2 separate regions of the Homo sapiens genome follow, and region 1 is linked to region 2. A link is a loop called in an ENCODE intact Hi-C map of the cell type or tissue named here. Cell type or tissue: heart right ventricle. All regions are shown on one strand. Each heading gives the region's core, and the rest is flanking DNA. Links, peaks and the distances in the headings are about the cores only. Region 1 overlaps GLUD1 (glutamate dehydrogenase 1). Region 2 overlaps AGAP11 (ArfGAP with GTPase domain, ankyrin repeat and PH domain 11).

Region 1 (8,973 bases), core at 974-8,973, 68 kb after region 2:
TAAAAAAAAAAAAAAAAAGGAAAAGAGAAAAAATATAGAAAAAAGGAATGACCAATCCTACTAGTTAGGGTGCCAAAAGCACTGAAAATTCATGCCTTTACTTCTCATCTCCTTAATCAGGGATATTAGAATACACTGGTGTAGAGGCTCATAAAGCACCAGTTAAGTCTTCTTCAGGTGCTATATAAGTCATCTATGGCTATTTCAGAAGCAAGTAACTTGAGTATCGTGTGTGAGTTTTAAAAATAATTGAAAATAGGTCAGGCACAGTGGCTCACCCCTATAATCCCAGCACTTTGGGAGGCCAAGGTGGGTGGATCATGAGGTCAGGAGTTTGAGACCAGCCTGGCCAATATGGTGAAACTCCATCTCTAATCAAAATACGAGAAAATTAGCTGGGCGTGCTGGCACGCATCTGTAGTCCCAGCTGCTAGGAAGGCTAAGGCAGCAGAATTGCTTGAACCCAGGGGGCGGGGGGTTACAGTGAGCCGAGATCACGCTACTGCACTCCAGCCTTGGGGACAGAGCGAGACTCCGTCTCAAAAAAAAAAAAAAAAAAAAAAAAAAAAGAAAATTTCTGTCAAGGTAAAAAGAGTAATTGACCAGATTTTTAAAAACTAAAACCTTCAGGAGCCAAAATTACTGACACTAGTGCTCTCATCTTTATATAGCTAGCACAGGCAATTTAGTTTTCTAATATTACTATCAACAATACTCCTCAACATTAATCTTTAAAAAATTACCATTGGCCAGGCATGGTGGCTCATGCCTGTAATCCTAGTACTTTGGGAGGCCAAGGTGGAAGGATCACTTGAGTCCAGGAGTGTGAGACCAGCCTGGGCAACATAGGGAGACCTCGTGTCTACAAAAAAATAAAAACAATTAGCCAGGTGTCGTACCCATACATGTGGTCCTAGCTACTCAGGAGGCTGAGGTAGAGTAACTGCTTGATCCCAGGAGGTAGAGGATGCAGTGAGCCGTGATTGCACCACCGCACTCCAGCCTGGGTGACAGAGCAAGACACTGTCTCAAAAAACAAAAACCAACCCCCCAACCAAAAAAAAATCAGTATTTCCAATATATAGTCAAAGGCCACCACTAAGACTTATCCCACATTCACATGACTTAAATCTGCTGCCCCACCATTATTCTAACATTCTGGAACTGGTTTTTGTATCACTTTCCCCCTTACACATTTTAGTAGCCCACCTAGAGTGCAGATAGACACCACCATGCTGGGGAAGGGCTCACTATGCCCATATACTGGGGGCCTGTTTATCTGACTGACCCTATGCCAGGAGCATGCAGAGGCAGAACTGTGACATACGGACAAAGACCAAATGAAAGCCAGGCTTCACACTGGCAGTTAAGTAACTGGTGGAATCAAGTCTAGAATCCAGTTCTGATTACAGTTAGTATTCTCTCTTCAATAGTTGTTACATTCTGTGGCTAAATTATTCCACATTAAATCCCCTTTAGTGAAAAACGGCACTAAAAGTTACTTCACTATCAGCTTTCAACATTAGAGCCTCTTTCTCAAGAACAGCTGTTCATATTATTTAATAAAATACAAAATAATTCGAGAATAAAGACTATGCTTTCAGGGATCATTTCTATAGTTCGTTACTCGGGAAGTTTCTCTGAACGTGTAAAGCACCGAACAAAAAAAAAAAAAACAATTCAAGAATAAAATCTGGGCAGCTCACAATAAAGTGGAAGGAAATGTTATACAGGTGGTCGCTATAAACATTTCAGAAATCCAATTGCAGTATTATAACTTATGAAAAGAGAAACTACCACATGTAAAAACACAGAAAAGAAACGTAAGTTTTGGAAAACGTAGACTTTTAATAACTGCTTTTATCACCAGGTTAAGCCATGCAGTTACAAAGTAGTTAGAAATTTCTGAAGGGTGTTAGAGTTAAAAAAAAAAAAAAAGCTGACTCTTACACATATATTATCTAGCACTTCATGGGGACACTACTGTTCAAAAGGCCCTGGCCAAATAACTCCCAAATGAAACACTCAACCCAAGGATGTTTTCAGCCCACTGTTAGTGAAGCTGGGTGCAGAATGCAAAGCCTCTAAAAGGAGAGGATACAAAGTCAGGTGAGTAGGGGCCATTGGCAATGCTCAGAGCCAGCCAGACTCCAAACAGGGAGCCCAAGTGGTTTTTTTCTGGGACACTCTACTTGAATTATTGTTTAATTAGTCAACCATAGATCTTCAAAAGAGAACAATTAGTTAACATGATAAAAAGTGACTGCATTCTTTGGACTGTATCATAATTATAGTAAGCAAATTCTGACAGTTTTAATGAAAATAGCCTCCACCATTTTGCAGGTATGAAGATAACTTAATTATCCACAGGGCTTTTAATGTCTGCTGGACAATACATGAATGATAAGCTATAAATGACATTGTTTTATGATATAAAAATACTAGTTTTTTTCATTTATTATTTCTATAGGCATTCACTGTTTGAGTCAAGGTTAGGCTTGTTAAGTGATTAAAGGCAATTTTATTACAGCAGCATGTACTTATTCTATTCTAAAAGAATAATATTCATAAACAGAAACAGGTTTTATATTTGTTTGCAACCTGCAAAATTGAATTATTTTGCTGATATAAAATACTAAGAACTCACTTGAGGACCATGCCACCTTCTGAAAAGGCCACACACCTACTTCTTAAATGTGTTAAAGTTACAGTGTGTCCCAGACTCATCCAGAAAAAATAAGCAAGCAACTGACTGCTCTTGACTGTTCCTCCCCAGCACTAGCACTGATTGTGTTGGGAAAAGCCACAGAGCAAGGCTGCACAGCCAGATAAAGGAGGCTTTTTATTTAAAGGCAAAATACCAAAATGGCTCTCTGGTGTAGGTGATTTCTACTTTCACACTCAGCTTGTACATGATCCGCTAACCTTAATTTCTTTCTCCTTAACGGGCTGACTTGGATTGACTTGTTGAGAATGGTATCCATTATTAATGAGTCAGGAGAGAAAGGGATTTCTGTGGTTACATGTAAACTTGTGATAGGTCTGCAGAAGTTACATGTGAAGAGGATAGTGAGGAAGTCAGCCATGATCCATCTATGTGAAGGTCACACCAGCTTCATTGTACACTTTGAAGACTTTCTCAATGGCATTAACATAGGCAGCTGTTCTCAGGTCCAATCCCAGGTTATACTTCATGGCTGTGCGCATAATTTGCTGAAATGAAAGAGAAAATGCAGTGAAGATGATCCTGACTCAAGTGGCCAGGCCATAAACACACAAGGCCCAGACAGGCCTGGTCCAAGTTACCCTCTCATTGTTTCAAGGCAGGACTTGGGCAGCCAAAGACAAACTACTCTAGCAGCAGAACCTCTAGGCAGGAGGGCCTAATTCTCTGGACTTAACAATGGGGTGGCTGGGTGCGGTGGCTCACGCCTGTAATCCCAGCACTTTGGGAGGCCGACGTAGGCAGATCACTTGAGCTCAGGAGTTCAAGACCGGACTTGCCAACATGGTAAAACCCTGTCTCTACTAAAAATACAAAAATTAGGCAGGGGTGCGGTTGCTCACACCTGTAATCCCAGCACTTTGGGAGGCTGAGGCAGGTGGATCACTTGAGGTCAGGAGTTCGAGACCAGCCTGACCAATATGGTGAAACCCCATCTCTATTAAAAATACAAAAAATTAACCGGGTGTGGGGGTGGGCGCCTGTAATCCCGGCTACTCGGGAGACTGAGGAAGGAGAATTGCTTGAAGCCAGGAGGCGGTGGTTGCAGTGAGCAGAGATTGCACCATTGCACTCCAGCTGGGTGACAGAGCGAAACTCCATCTCAAAAAACTAAACAAAATGAAAACAAAATCAAAAATTAGTTGGGCATGGTGGCTCATGCCTGTAATCCCAGCTACTCGGGAGGCTAAGGGACAAGAATTGCTTGAACTTGGGAGGTGGAGGTTACAGTGAGCTGAAAGTGCGCCACTGCACTCTAGCCTGGGCAACAGGGCAAAACTCCGTCTCAAAAAAAAAAAAAAAAAAAAAAAAAAGGGAGTGATGAAAATGTTCTAGAATTATAAAGTGGTGATGGCTCAAATATATAATAAAGGATGCCGAATTTAATACTTTGAAAGGATGAATTTATACCACATACACCCTATCTCGATCAAAAATTAACAAGAAAAACAACAGCCCTAAGAAGCACCACCTTCTTCACCAATATCTGCTTATGCTATTTCATCATAAATCCAAGCAGATAGAATCTGAACCCAAGAAGAAATTAGGAAAACTGGACTCAAACTGTGGTTGAGGCCTTAAAGTAGGGATCAAGCAGTCAAAATAAGTTTTGCTTATACCAAATTCTATAGTAAGGTAGACTCCCGTAGCTATAACATAGTGGCACATGGAGCTACAATCCAGTTTGGCTAACTACTCCATACTGGGCTAGCTGCCAACATCATTACCTCCTAAATCAGCCTTATTATTTCTTTCCAAAGCCTCAAAAACATATTTGAAGACTCTAAAAAATTGCTTATCATCTGAGACTGAAAAAACATGTGTTTTGCTACACACAAATGAGGACCATTGAACAGATTGATGTTTTCTATCAGCACATACAGTCTGGCGGCTGAGATAGCATGGTTGAGTTGCACTTCATGTGACTAGCTGGAAGGCAAACAGCATCTGCACACATACCCTGGCAGAACGCTCCATTGTGTATGCCAAGCCAGAGTGCACGATGTCTTTCTCAGATGCACCCTATTAGGGAAAAGAACACAAGTTTAACAAAACCACAAAGACCTGCTTTGTGTCCCTGTATAAGATGACAAAGGATTCTCAAGTCAATATACAACCAGACAGAATTTTTTGTCTTTTAGCTAAGATATGTCATTTCTGCACAGTATCAAAGATACAGTATCTTGATACTTACTGAAGCAGTTGCTTGTTGATCACAATTTATTTTTATTATATTTGACAGCAAACAAATACTCATGAAATAAGATTATAGTACAACAATGAAGACAGTTTTTGGACCTAGAGACATGAGGGCATGGAGTGAGATGAGCACCCTCCACTCATGGAGACGCAGATGCACTGAGCAATGTGTTACACTGTTCATGCCACGGTGCGTTCGCCTCAGCTCCCCAGAGAACAGGGACACCACACAGAACACAGAAAGGAATCTGATTAAACCCCATAGCGGCTTTGGGGTAGAATTCTGTGTATCTATTCAGTAGTGCCAGCAACTTTTAAAGCTGTGTAGATCTCAGCAGCGTTTTAATTTTACTGATGAGGAAACTAAGGACCAGAGAAGATGGCCAAGGTTACAGATAGCTATTTTCAGAGCTGGGATATGACTCAGGGCCTCCACCATCAAGTCAGTTCTCTCTTTCCTAATTTGTTTCTTGGAATGCTTTCTAAAAAATTAAGGACAATTAACTCACTACCACTCTTAAGGTGACATACAGAGCTACAAAACACATATGCCCGATAAAAACTTAAAATGGGTCACTGATATAGTTTGGACACTTACTGAGTACATACTCTTCCAGGTACTAGGGGACATAGTAGAGAATAAAATCAAAATTCTGTTCTCACAGACTTTATATTGTAGTGGGAAGAGAGTGTATATACATGGACTTCAAACCACAAGGCTAAGTGGATCATTGAAGTTTTCAATCTAGATAGAGAAGTGGTTTAGGGACGCAGGCCTTCCAATGTTAGGAGAGTGAAGAGTTGAAGAGATACCAGCAAGAGGCAATTGAGAAGAAATGTTTAGTGAGGTAGGGAGAAAACCAGGAGAATGTGGTATCCTGGAAGCTAAGAGAAGAAAATGTTTCAAGGTGGGAGTGTCAGTTGTAACAAGAACTGCTGATAGGTCAAGCAAGATGAGGACTGAAAAATAGCTACTGGATTTGGCAATGCTGGTGTCACTGGCTGTCTTGACAAGAATAGTCTTGGTGGAGTAGGTTCAAGTAAAGAAGAATTGGAGGCTGAGTATATACAACTCTTCCAAGGAGGTTTGCTCTACAGGAAACAAATGGCAATACTGGAAGGGGAAGTGGGATTAAGATTTATACATTTTTTAAAACAGCATTTGGTAAGCTGAGGGGAATGACTCAGAGGGAAACTGCTGATGTAGGAGAGAGGAGCAGACTTGCTAGAGCAGTGTATCTGAGGAAAAACCATCCAATGCCCACAACAAGAACTGGACCTAAGAAATGAAAGCACAAAGAGCTGATCTATTCGAAGAGAGATGACACAGGACTGGGTACAGGTACCAGGAGCTGGGTAGATGCGGAAGCTCCCAGGCTGCATCAGTTTTATCTGTGAACAGATAGCAGGTCATGAGCTGGAATGCAGGGCAGTGAGAAGAGGAGAAAATGTGATGTAATCACTCAGGAGACGGGGAGAATGAATGAAACACGGAAAAGCAGTATGACTGCTGGGCAGCTCTGAGCGCCTACTTGAGGTTAGTGGTCAGGGTGTGAACTGCCAGCAGGGCCTCCTACAGGGTAGAGGCACGGGATTTAATCAGGGATTTAATCAGGGCTGCTGGGATTTAATCAGGGCTTAGGTGTTAACAAAGGAGTATGACAAAGGAAACAAGACTGGGGAGTGACTGTAATGATGGAGCACGGAATTTAAGTTAGATAAGGAGGGAAGTGAGGGCACTGGGGGGATGAGGGACAGTGGAAACATGGCAGGGTCATGATGTGGGTCCTGATAGTGCCAAACAGGGGCAGGGGGAAACTAGAGGGAGAGAGCTTGAGAAAACTTTTATTTTTTTAACTGACAAGGCATATGCTGGGCAGTGGGGTGACCAAAGGGAGGGGTGAACAGCCCTCTGGCAGGGACAGTAGCAGCGCAAGTCCTTCCGATGCACTGCTAGCCACTTGGGATGGATGTTATGTACGAAACAGTGGCACACAGGAGACTTTCAGAGAGAGCCACAGAACTGCAGTGACACTTAAGCAGGGAGGAGATCAGTGTATTCCAGATAAAAGGACCAGAACAAAGACATCACTCTAGGAAATAGGAAGTTTACTGAGGGGAACGGTTAGTACCTAGAATGGGTAAAGCATTTTTTCTTTCTTTACAACAAAATCTTTAACTTTTTCCCATGTTGCAATATAGTCTCAGAACTGTTTTCCATCACTGAATATTTCATAAGGAGATATATTGACGGCCGGGCGCGGTGGCTCACGCCTGTAATCCCAGCACTTTGGGAGGCCGAGGCGGGTGGATCACGAGGTCAGGGGTTTGAGACCAGCCTGACCAACAAGGTGAAACCCCGTCTGTACTAAAAATACAAAAAAATTAGCTGGGTGTGGTGGCGGGCGCCTGTAATCCCAGCTACTCAGGAGGCTAAGGCAGGAGAATTGCTTGAACCTGGGAGGCAGAGGTTGCAGTGAGCCAAAATCGCACCACTGCACTCCAGCCTGGGTGACAGATCGAGACTCTGTCTCAAAAAAAAAAAAAAAAAAAAAAAAACCAAAAAAAAAGAAGATATAATTTACCCATTGTAATATATTCTTAAACTATGAGTGAATATTACCTAAGATGTATTATAAGATATAAGTCAGCCATTTCCCTGCTCCTAAACTTTAAATAAAACCAAATTTAAAAACTGTTTACACCGTTTCTTTTTTTTTTTTTTTTTGAGATGGAGTTTCGCTCTTGTTGCCCAGGCTGGAGTGCAGCGGTGCATTTCTTGGCTCACTCCAACCTCTGCCTCCTGGGTTCAAGCGATTCTCCTGCCTCAGCCTCCCGAGTAGCTGGGACTACAGGTGCGTGCCACCATGCCTGGCTAATTTTTTGTATTTTTAGTAGAGACGGAGTTTCACCATGTTGGCCAGGCTGGTCTTGAACTCCTGAACTCAGGTGAGCCACCTGCCTTGGCCTCCCAAAGTGCTGGGATTATAGGCGTGAGCCACCGCACCTGGCCTACACATAGTTTCAATAACATCATCGTGCATGGAGTGGTTCCTCCTCTTTTGAATTATTTTCTTAGGATAAATTCCCAGAGGGGAGATTGTCATAGCACCAAAGGGCAGGAACACTTTAATAACTTCACATTTTCCAAAGAGCTGCACCAATCTACACCGTCACTAGAATAAAGGTACAACTGTTTCACCACATATATGGAGAACATAAGATCCATTGTTTTTGTTAATACATTAAAAAAAAAAAACTCTTTTTCAATTTGTATTTCTTTAACAATGAGGTTAAATTTTTCCCCCAGGCTTATGTGTTATGGACTTTTGTTTTTCCTGTCTTCCATCATTTACTGGTAAAGAAGTTTCCCTCCCTCCATCCCTCCTTTCTTTTTTTTGGCGGGGGGAGGGGGGTGGCGGCGGCGGGAACGGAGTATCTCTCTGTTGCTCAGGCTAGAGTGCAGTGGTGCAATCTCGGCTAACTGCAACCTCCACCTCCCGGGTTCAAGTGATTCTCCTGCCTTAGCCTCCCAAGTAGCTGGGACTATAGGCGTGTAGCACCACGCCTGGCTAATTTTTGTATTTTTAGTAGAGACGGGGTCACCATGTTGGCCAGGATGGTGTCGATGACTTGACTTCGTGATCCACCCGCCTTGACCTCCCAAAGTGCTGGGATTACAGGCGTGTGCCACCATGCCTGGCCTCTTGTTTCTTTCTTTATTTTTGTAGAGATGGGGACTCACTATGTTCCCCAGGTTGGTCTCAAACTCTTGGACTCCCATATAGTTCAATCTAATGCTTGCTTTTCAATTCTTCCTATTTCTCTGAAGCTTAAAATAATTAAAATACATAATAATCCTTCACTGTTAAAACACGTGCGTGAAAAATACCAAATTTATTTATTTTATATTTGTTAGTAGTCAGTAGGATTCTTACTCCAGTTTTAGAATGTAATGAAAAGGAAAGGTACAAAACACACATGTCACGCACTTACTGTCAAGCTAATTACAAAGACTATGCCGCAGATGAAATCCATCTAACCAGCTC
Region 2 (9,189 bases), core at 544-8,543:
GAGGGACCTGTGGGACGTGATTACATCATGGGAGTGGTTCCCACATGCTGTTCTCGTGATAGTGAGTGAGTTCTCCTGAGATCTGATGGTTTTATAGGGGGCCTTTTCCCTCTTCATTCTGCACTTCTCTCTCCTGCTGCCATGTGAAGGACGTGTTTGCTTCCCCTTCCACCATGATTGTAAGTTTCCTGAGGCCTCCCCAGCCATGTGGAACTGTGAATCAATTAAACGTCTTTCCTTTGATTAACTTCTAATCTATAACTAAGGTCTGAGTCCTGAAGACCTTCCTCTGGAGCCTCAGTAAATTTATTTTATCTAGATGGGTCCAGGTGCTGCAGGTGATTACCCTTATCTTGTCTCCTGCAAAATCATGGAGGTTTGGGGAATTCTTTAGACTTCCTCTCGTGTGGAGGTTTGTTTTCTTCTTTTTTCTTTCCTGCAAGGACAAAGTGAATTCTGTGATGGTTTATGTATCATTTTTGAGTTTATTGCCAAAAATTGAGGCTCAAGTTTGTAGACTACATTTTTAAATAAAATAAAACTTTCTAGACACAGAAATGTAGGTGAAGCTGTTCCTTTGATACCATTTTCCGAATTTACACAGAGGTGATAGCAAATTTTTCTCTTTATCTTTCCTTGAATTGTATATATGCATATAAATGCTCTTAAATTCTTAGTGCAACAGGGTGGATTGTCATTACAGAGAACGTTCTTAGCATAGAGTACAAATCTTCCCACTGCTGACTAGGCTCTGGTCACATAGCACCCCGAGCTGGCCTTCAACTTCCACTTCTCGGTTCTTTTGCTTACCTTCTCTATTTCTAGAATGGCTTTGTCATTTCACTTGTCTGTCTGGTAATATCCTACTCCTGTAAGAATCAGTGAGTTCTTGGTACATACTGATCTAAATTTGCCTCCGGTTTGAACCTTTTTCCAGTTTTCCAGGTAAAGTTGATTTATCTGTCTTCTATGTTTCCATAACAATCTTTCCAAGCATAATACAGTAAAAAGAGAGCTGATTCATCATGTCCTGTCCATTTCCCTCTGGAGACTTTGGAGCCGACGTGAGGGTACAGGTGTGCCCCTGTATAAGATCTTTGGTCGCCTTTGTCAAGTTTAGCGCAGTTCTCAGTGTGTAATTGTTATCAGGTGCCATTAAACTGGACCTGAATAATTGAAGGATTCAAAGTGTTCAGGAATCACCCAGGATGCTTCAATACTTCATCCTAATTAGGGATATGGGGAAAGTTTGCATGAGAAAGAAGTTTTTTTTTTTTTTTGAACTTTAAGGATAAGTTAAAATTCAGTAGGCAGAATGACAATCTTGATAATTTTTTATTTTTTATTTTTATTTATTTATGTTTTTTTTTGAGACAGAGTCTCGCTCTGTCGCCCAGGCTGGAGTGCAGTGGTGCCATCTTGGCTCACTGCAACCTCTGCCTCCTGGGTTCAAGTGATTCTTTTGCGTCAGCCTCCCGAGTAGCTGAGACTGCAGGCATCCGCCACCACACCCGGCTAATTTTTGTATTTTTAGTAGAGATGGTGTTTCACCATATTAGCCAGGCTGGTCTCAAGCTGCTGACCTCATGATCCGCCTGCCTTGGCCTCCCAAAGTGCTGGGATTACAGGCATGAGCCACCACGCCCAGCCATTTTTTATTTTAAAATGTTCATTTTTTACTATTTTGATACAATAACTATTTTTTAAGAAAAGGCAGAAATCACTGTTTATTAGAAGGCAGATTTTACTGATTTTTATACCCCTAGATTTGTTGCATGTCAAACCTATATAAAACATCTATAAATCAAATCGTTAATTGCCCCTAGTGTAATAATTCTATATATGGATGTAATGTTTGAATCTTCAGGAGCTTTGATAACTTGAAGGCCTTTTGATTGCTTTAAAATTAATTCTCATTGTATTTGTTTATATTGTATCGTTAAGCAAAAGTACAGAGTAAGCAATTAGTGTGATTAATTCCTCTTCTATAATACAGTAAAGCACTGCCTCCCTAGACCAATTCTCTGGGATCCCTGGAAGACATCTGGCATCCAGCAAGTCTTGACCCCTCTTTAGAAAGCCATGGAGAAACTGGAGGCAATTCTGTTAAGTATTCGCTCTCTAGAGGCAATTCCATTAATTACCCTCCCTCACCTATCCATGACACAATTTCTCCAGTTACATGTAGAAGGCTGTTATGTGTCTCTTGGCCAGACCCTTTATTTCATAGATGTGGAAATTGAGGCCCTGAAGGATGAGGTGAGTGTTCAGAGTCCACATGACTAGTTAATGCCCAGAACCTGGCCTGGACTTCTTTCTTGTTCCGGGGCATTGAGTTCTCTCCCTCTTCTTTAGCACGTATGGCCAGAGGTAACATAATCTGCGCATCACATTTGCATTTGGAGTGCATCTGTTTTGCATTCATTTAATCTTGTTGAGATGGTTTGCTTGTTGACCTACTCAGTCAGTTATCTTTTCACCTTTGTGAGTTGAGAGCTTTGTGTATTAAGTCTGTAAAACTTTGCATCTTGGAAAGTGACATAATCTGTAGCAGACCCATGCTGTTTTCAGATGCATCTTAATTGTGATAGTGATAGTGATCCAGGAGATACACATGTTTTTCTGTGCTATTTCAGAATACGCCTTCTTAATCCAAGTCAAGATGGAGTCAAAAACAACAGACTACTACATTTTTGTTTATTTTATTTAGGTAAAATACCTGTTTTCTGACAAGACTAGGACTCTTACATAGACTGCCATGAACTACAAGAAGTATAGCATTGCTCAAATAACCTGTGGTAAGTGTATTTATCACTTATTGAACATTTTACTTGCATTCTTTCTACAAAATGAGTTTATTTTTAGCTATTGAGTCAAATTATCTTGACTTTCTGATGTTTTGATAGAATATTTATAATAGATTTAGGTATTTCGTTCATATTGAATGTTTTTAAAACTAAATGGGTCCCAAAGGAAACTGAACAGTTAAAACATGATTTACTTTTGCAAATATTAACCTAATGAGAAATCCCAGGGAATCTGCACATTTGTGTTTTCTATCTAGCAATTATTAATTTCTTAGTGTATGTTTTGATCCAACTTTTTTTTTAATATATGCTAGCAGATTTTTCTAAGCTTTCTTAAAACTGTCATAAAATATTTGTAATACTAAGGTCAAGAATTTAATTTGGTATCATAGATCTAACTCATTAACTGTATTTATTTATTTATTATACTTTAAGTTGTAGGTTACATGTATACAACGTGCAGGTTTGTTACATATGTATACATGTGCCATGTTGGTGTGCTGCACCCATTAACTCATCATTTACATTAGGTATATCTCCTAATGCTATCCCTCCCCCTCACCCACCCCACGACAGGCCCTGGTGTTCTCCATCCTGTGTCCAAGTGTTCTTTGTTCAGTTCCCACCTATGAGTGAGAACATGAGGTGTTTGGTTTTTCTCTCCTTGCGATAGTTTGCTCAGAATGATGGTTTCCAGCTTCATCCATGTCCCTACAAAGGACATGAACTCATCCTTTTTATGGCTGCATAGTATTCCATGGTGTATATGTGCCACATTTTTTTAATCCAGTCTATCATTGATGGACATCTGGGTTGGTTCCAAGTCTTTGCTATTGTGAATAGTGCCGCAGTAAACATACGTGTGCATGTGTCTTTATAGCAGCATGATTTATAATCCTTTGGGTATATACCCAGTAGTAGGATGGCTGGGTCAAATGGTATTTCCAGTTCTAGATCCTTGAGGAATCGCCACACTGTCTTCCACAATGATTGAACTAGTTTACAGTCCCACCAACAGTGTAAGAGTGTTCCTATTTCTCCACATCCTCTCCAGCACCTGCTGTTTCCTGACTTTTTAATGATTGCCATTCTAACTGGTGTGAGATGGTATCTCATTGTGGTTTTGATTTGCATTTCTCTGATGGCCAGTGATGATGAGCATTTTTTCATGTGTCAGACTGTCTTTTGATCACAGTTTTGTGACCACTCTGTTTTCCCTTTCTCTGGCAGTCACTTCCCGGAATTGACAAGGAATTCATCCTCAGGTGATTTCTGCTAAGTAAATCCTAGCACTTCTTGACACTTTAGAAAAGGCTTTGGAATAATTTTATATTAGCATTTCTCACCTGCATATTTTTACATGTAAATACAAGTTGTGTATACATTACTTTGAAAGAGAACCAGGATAAAATTTAAAGAAACATGGTTTTAGAAGTCCAATGGTAGTATAAGACTTCACAAAAAACAGACTGCTCTTGATTCAGTACTTCCTACTTACTCTCCAGATGCAGCCAACTTCAACAATTTTTACTTTTAAAAAAATCTCTTTTTAGATTTCAAAATAATATGTTTATGTGTGTGACCTGTCTCTCCCCCATCCTGCCCTACTCTGGCTTTACCCCCTGTAGAAGCATTTAAAATTTTCTGCATATCCTTAGCATATACTGTTGCAATTATGGGGTAGGCTTTTTTTTTTTTTTAATTTGTGCATTTAATGAACCCGTAGTGGTACATGTCTGTTTTTCTTGTTAATTCTTGGGAATGTCTTTCTGTTGTTTCTATAATAATTTTCTTCCCCTCCAGCTTCCCTGTTTCTTCTGAGTCTCTTGTTAGATATTGAACCTCTTGAGTTGATCTAATTTTTGTCATCTTCCTCTCTCATTTTTTGTATTTTGTGTTTAATTTTCTGGTATCTAATTCACCTTGATTTTCTATCTTTCTGGCGACATTTTCTTTTTTTTTTTTTTTTTTTTTTTTTGAGACGAAGTCTCGCTCTGTGGCCCAGGCGGGAGTACAGTGGCGCAATCTCGGCTCACTGCAAGCTCCGCCTCCAGGGTTCACGCCATTCTCCTGCCTCAGCCTCCCGAGTAGCTGGGACTACAGGCGCCCGCCATCACGCCCGGCTAATTTTTTTGTATTTTTAGTAGAGACGGGGTTTCACCATGTTAGCCAGGATGGTCTCGATCTCCTGACCTCGTGATCTGCCCGCCTCGGCCTCCCAAAGTGCTGGGATTACAAGCGTGAGCCACCGCGCCCGGCCTCTGGCGACATTTTCATATGCTCTCACTTTTCAGTTGTCAAAAGTGTTCTCTTGACCTTGCCCTTGCATTCTGTTTTCTCTGCCCACCTCTTCGATTCTCCCCATTGCCGCCTGGTGTTTTGGTTTCTTAATTTTATTTTATAGGCTTTCTTCAAAGGCCTGGTGATCATTTGCTGTGTGCTTATATATTTTTATTTTTTCACTGGGCAAAATACATGTAACATAAAATGTATCATATTAACTATTTTAAGTGTACAATTCAGTTGCTTTAACTGTATTCATAATGTTTTGCAATGATTTCCACCATTCCATTCTACAACTTTTTCATGTGAAGCTCTGTACCTGTTAAACAGTAATTCCTAACTCCAGTCGTCTTCCAGTCCCTGTTAACCACCATTCTACTTTCTGCCTCTATGACTTTGCCTATCTTAGGTACCTCAGATAAGTGGAATCATACAGAATTGTCTTTTTGTGTTTGGCTTATTTCCCGTAGCATAAGGTATTCAAGGTTTCATTGTTCATCCACATTGTGGAATGCGTCAGAATCTCCTTCCTTTAAAAAGGAATAATATTCTAATAATATTCCATTGCGTGCATATATCACATTTGTTTATCTATTCATCTACCGGTGGGTATGGTGTTGCTTCCACCTTCCAGCTACTGTGAGTAACGCTGCTGTGAACATTGCTATACAAATATCTTTTTGGGTCCCTGCATTTAATTCTTGGGGCTATATACCTCAAAATGGAATTACTGGGTCATACCATAATTCTGTGTTCAACTTTTTGAGGAACCACCATGCTGCTCTCTAGAGCAGACCACCACTTTACACTACTATTAGTAATGCACAAAGGTTTCGTTTTCTCCATATCCTTGTCAACACTTGTTATGTTCCATCTTTTGTTTGTTTGCATTATAATAGCCATTTTAATGGGTGTGAAGTTGTACCTCCTTGTGGTCTTGCTTTCCATTTCCCTTATGACTTGTGATATTGTCTGCACATAGTTTAAGGTTTATACACTAACAAAGCTGATTACTAGCGGTGTGTGTGTATGGGGAACTGTGTGGCTGCCGAGTGGCTTCCCTGTGGGATGATCAGCCAGAACCCGCTATTGTATTAGGGGATCCCCAGACATCAGTGTTTATAGTTCTTTTTAGTTTTTACGGGTACATAGTAGGTATACATATTTATGGGGGACATGAGATATTTTGATACAAACATATAATGCATAATAATCACATCAAGGTAAATGGGATATCCATTATCTCAAACATTTATCATTTCTCTGTATTATAAATAATTCAGTTATATGCAGTTATTTTAAAATGTACAAAAAACTATTGCTGACTATAGTTACCCTGTTATGCTACCAATTAGTAGATCTTATTTATTGTAACTATATTTTGTACCTATTTACTATCCTCATTTCCCCCCACCAACTATATTTCCCAGCCTCAAGTAACAACCATTCTACTCTATCTTTGTGAGTTTGTTTTAATGTTTAGCTCCCCAAAATGAGTGTGAATGTGCAAAGTTTATCTTTCTGTGGCTGGCTTATTTAACTTAATATCCTCCAGCACCGTTCTGTGTTGTCACTAATGACAGAATCTCATTCTCTGTTATGGCTGAATAGTACTCCATTGTATATATGCACATTTTCTTTGTTCATTCATCTGTTGATGGACACTTAGGTTGCTTCCACATCTTGGATATTGTGAATTAGTAATGCAGTAAACATAGGAGTGCAGCTATGTCTTTGATATATTGATTTTCTTTTTCATGTATATGTCTAACAATGAGATTTCTGGATCCTATGGTAGCTCTATTTTTAGTTTTTTGAGGAACCTCCAAATTGTTCTCCATAGTGGTTGCACTAATTTACATTCCCACCAACAGTATGCAAGGGTTTGCTTTTTTTCCATATCCTCACCAGCATTTGTTATTGCCTGTCTTTTGAATAAAAGCCATTTTAACTGGGATGAGATGATATTTCCTCATAGTTCTGATTTGCATTTCTCTGATAATCAGTGATGTTGATCACCTTTTCCTAAGTCTGTTAGCCTTTTGTATTTTTTCTTTTGAGAAACGTCTATTAAGATCTTTTGCCCATTTTAAAATCAGATTATTAGATTTTTCTCTATACAGTTGTTTGAGCTTTTTATATATTCTGGTTATTAATCCCTTATCAAATGGATAGTTTGCAAATATGTTTCCCCATTTTGTGGATTTTCTCTTTGTTGATTGTTTCTTCTGCTGTGCAGGAAGCTTTTTAACTTAATGGGATCCCGTTTGTCCACTTTTGCTTTGGTTGTCTGTGCTTGTAGGGTATTGCTTAAGAAATCTTTTCCCAGTTTAATGTCCTGGAGAATTTCCCCAATGTTTTCTTGTAGTAGTTTCATAGTTTGAGGTCTCAGATTTAAGTCTTTAATTTGTTTTGGTTTGGTTTTTATATATGATGAGAGATAGGAGTCTTGTTTCATTCCTCTGCATATGGATATCCTGTTTTTGCAGCACTATTTATAGAAGAGATTGTCCTTTCTCCAATTTATGTTCTTGGCACCTTTATTGAAAATGAGCTCACTGTAGATGGATGGATTTCTTTTGGATTCTTTATTGTGTTTCATTGGCCTCTGTGTCTGTTTTTATGCCAGTAGCATGTCGTTTGGGTTACTATAGGTCTATGGTATAATTTGAAGTCAGGTAATCTGATCCTTCCAGTTTATTTCTCTATGCTCAGGATAGCTTTGGCTATTCTGGACTTTTTGTGGTTCCATATAGATTTTAGAATTATTCTATTTTTGTGAAGAATGTCATTGATATTTTGATAGGGGTTGCATTTAACCTGTAGCTTTCTTTGAGTTATATTGACATTTCAACAATATTGATTCCTCCAGTCCATGAAGGTGGAATATCTTTCCATTTTTGGTGCCCTCTTCAATTTCTTGCATCAGTATTTTATAGTTTTCATTGTAGCAATCATTCATTTCTTTGATTAAGTTTATTCCTCATTTTATTTGTAGCTATTGTAAATGGGATTGCTTTCTTAGCTTTTTTCAAAATGTTTGATGTTCACATATAAAAACGATACTGATTTTTTTATGTTGATTACGTATCCTGCAAATTTCTTGAATTTGTTTATCAGTTCTAATAGTTTTTTGGAGTCTTTAGGTGTTTCTAATTATAAGAGATTGTCTGCAAATAATTATAATTTGATTTATTTCCAATTTGGATGCGTTTTATTTCCTTCTCTTGTCTGATTGCTCTAGCTACGACTTCCAGTACTTCCAGAAAAAGCTCAATTAATACTGAATTAACAGTGGTGAAAGTGGGCATCTCTTGTTCTAGATCTTAGAGGAAAGGCTTTCGTTTTTTTTCCCATTCAGTAAGATACTACTTAATGGGTGTGTCTTATATGGGTTTTATTGTGTTGAGGTGTGCTTCTTCTATACCCTGTTTTTTAAGCATTTTCACAATAAAATGTTGAATTTTATCAAATGCTTTTACAGCATCAGTTGACATGATTATATAATTTTTGTCCTTCATTCTGTTGATATGATCACCTTGATTTGCATATGTTGAACCATCCTTCTATTCCTGGGATAAATTCCACTTGGTCATTATGAATAATTTTTTAATATGTTGTGGAATTTGTTTTGCTTGTAAATTTTCTTGAGGATTTTTGCATCAGTTTTCCTTAGGGATATTGGCCTGTAGTTTTCTTTTTTAATGTGTCTTTGGTTTAAGTATCAGCCATCGAAATACTCCTCCCTCCTCTATTTTTTGGAATAGTTTGAGTCGGATTGGTATTAGTTCTTCTGTAAATATTCGGTAAAATACAGCAGTGAAGCTATTGTTTTTAGGATTTTCTTTGTTGGTACTTTTTATTAAGGCTTTGATCCCGTTATTTGTTATTGGTCGGTTCAGGTTTTGAAGCTTTTCGTGTTTCAATCTTGGTAGGTTGTGTGTATCTAGGAATTTATCTATTTCTTTTAGGTTTTCGTGAGTCTTTTTGGTGAGCTGGTCAGCTTTCTTCTCATGAAAATGACTTAGTTTTCTGCTAAGGGCCACACATTTGACTGCAACTGTTATGGAAGCTGAATGGAAGCAGAGGCTTGATAATT

Evidence for each region. Peaks named below come from ENCODE experiments on the same cell type or tissue, not always from the same donor. Only the 100,000 strongest peaks of a DNase experiment are listed, where the experiment ranks them.
Region 1: it touches region 2 in a loop (2.3-fold over the local background); 2 of 110 quality-filtered maps call a loop at or near these places.

What each region holds. Positions count from the first base shown.
Region 1 is chr10:87,048,658-87,057,630 of GRCh38, forward strand. GLUD1 (glutamate dehydrogenase 1) reads right to left here. Exons shown (of 13, transcript NM_005271.5): 12 at 4,685-4,747; 13 at 1,545-3,213. The coding sequence ends at 3,094. Among named protein-coding and RNA genes, the nearest start is that of FAM25A, 33 kb to the left of the region's middle. RefSeq lists an enhancer at 6,319-6,448. In heart right ventricle, for the core only: no CTCF peak of the experiment used is centred there; a DNase peak (open chromatin) is centred at 4,674; H3K27ac peaks cover 1,607 bases.
Region 2 is chr10:86,981,144-86,990,332 of GRCh38, forward strand. AGAP11 (ArfGAP with GTPase domain, ankyrin repeat and PH domain 11) reads left to right here. Exons shown (of 11, transcript NR_171046.1): 2 at 2,711-2,798. Among named protein-coding and RNA genes, the nearest start is that of ADIRF-AS1, 14 kb to the left of the region's middle. In heart right ventricle, for the core only: no CTCF peak of the experiment used is centred there; no DNase peak of the experiment used is centred there.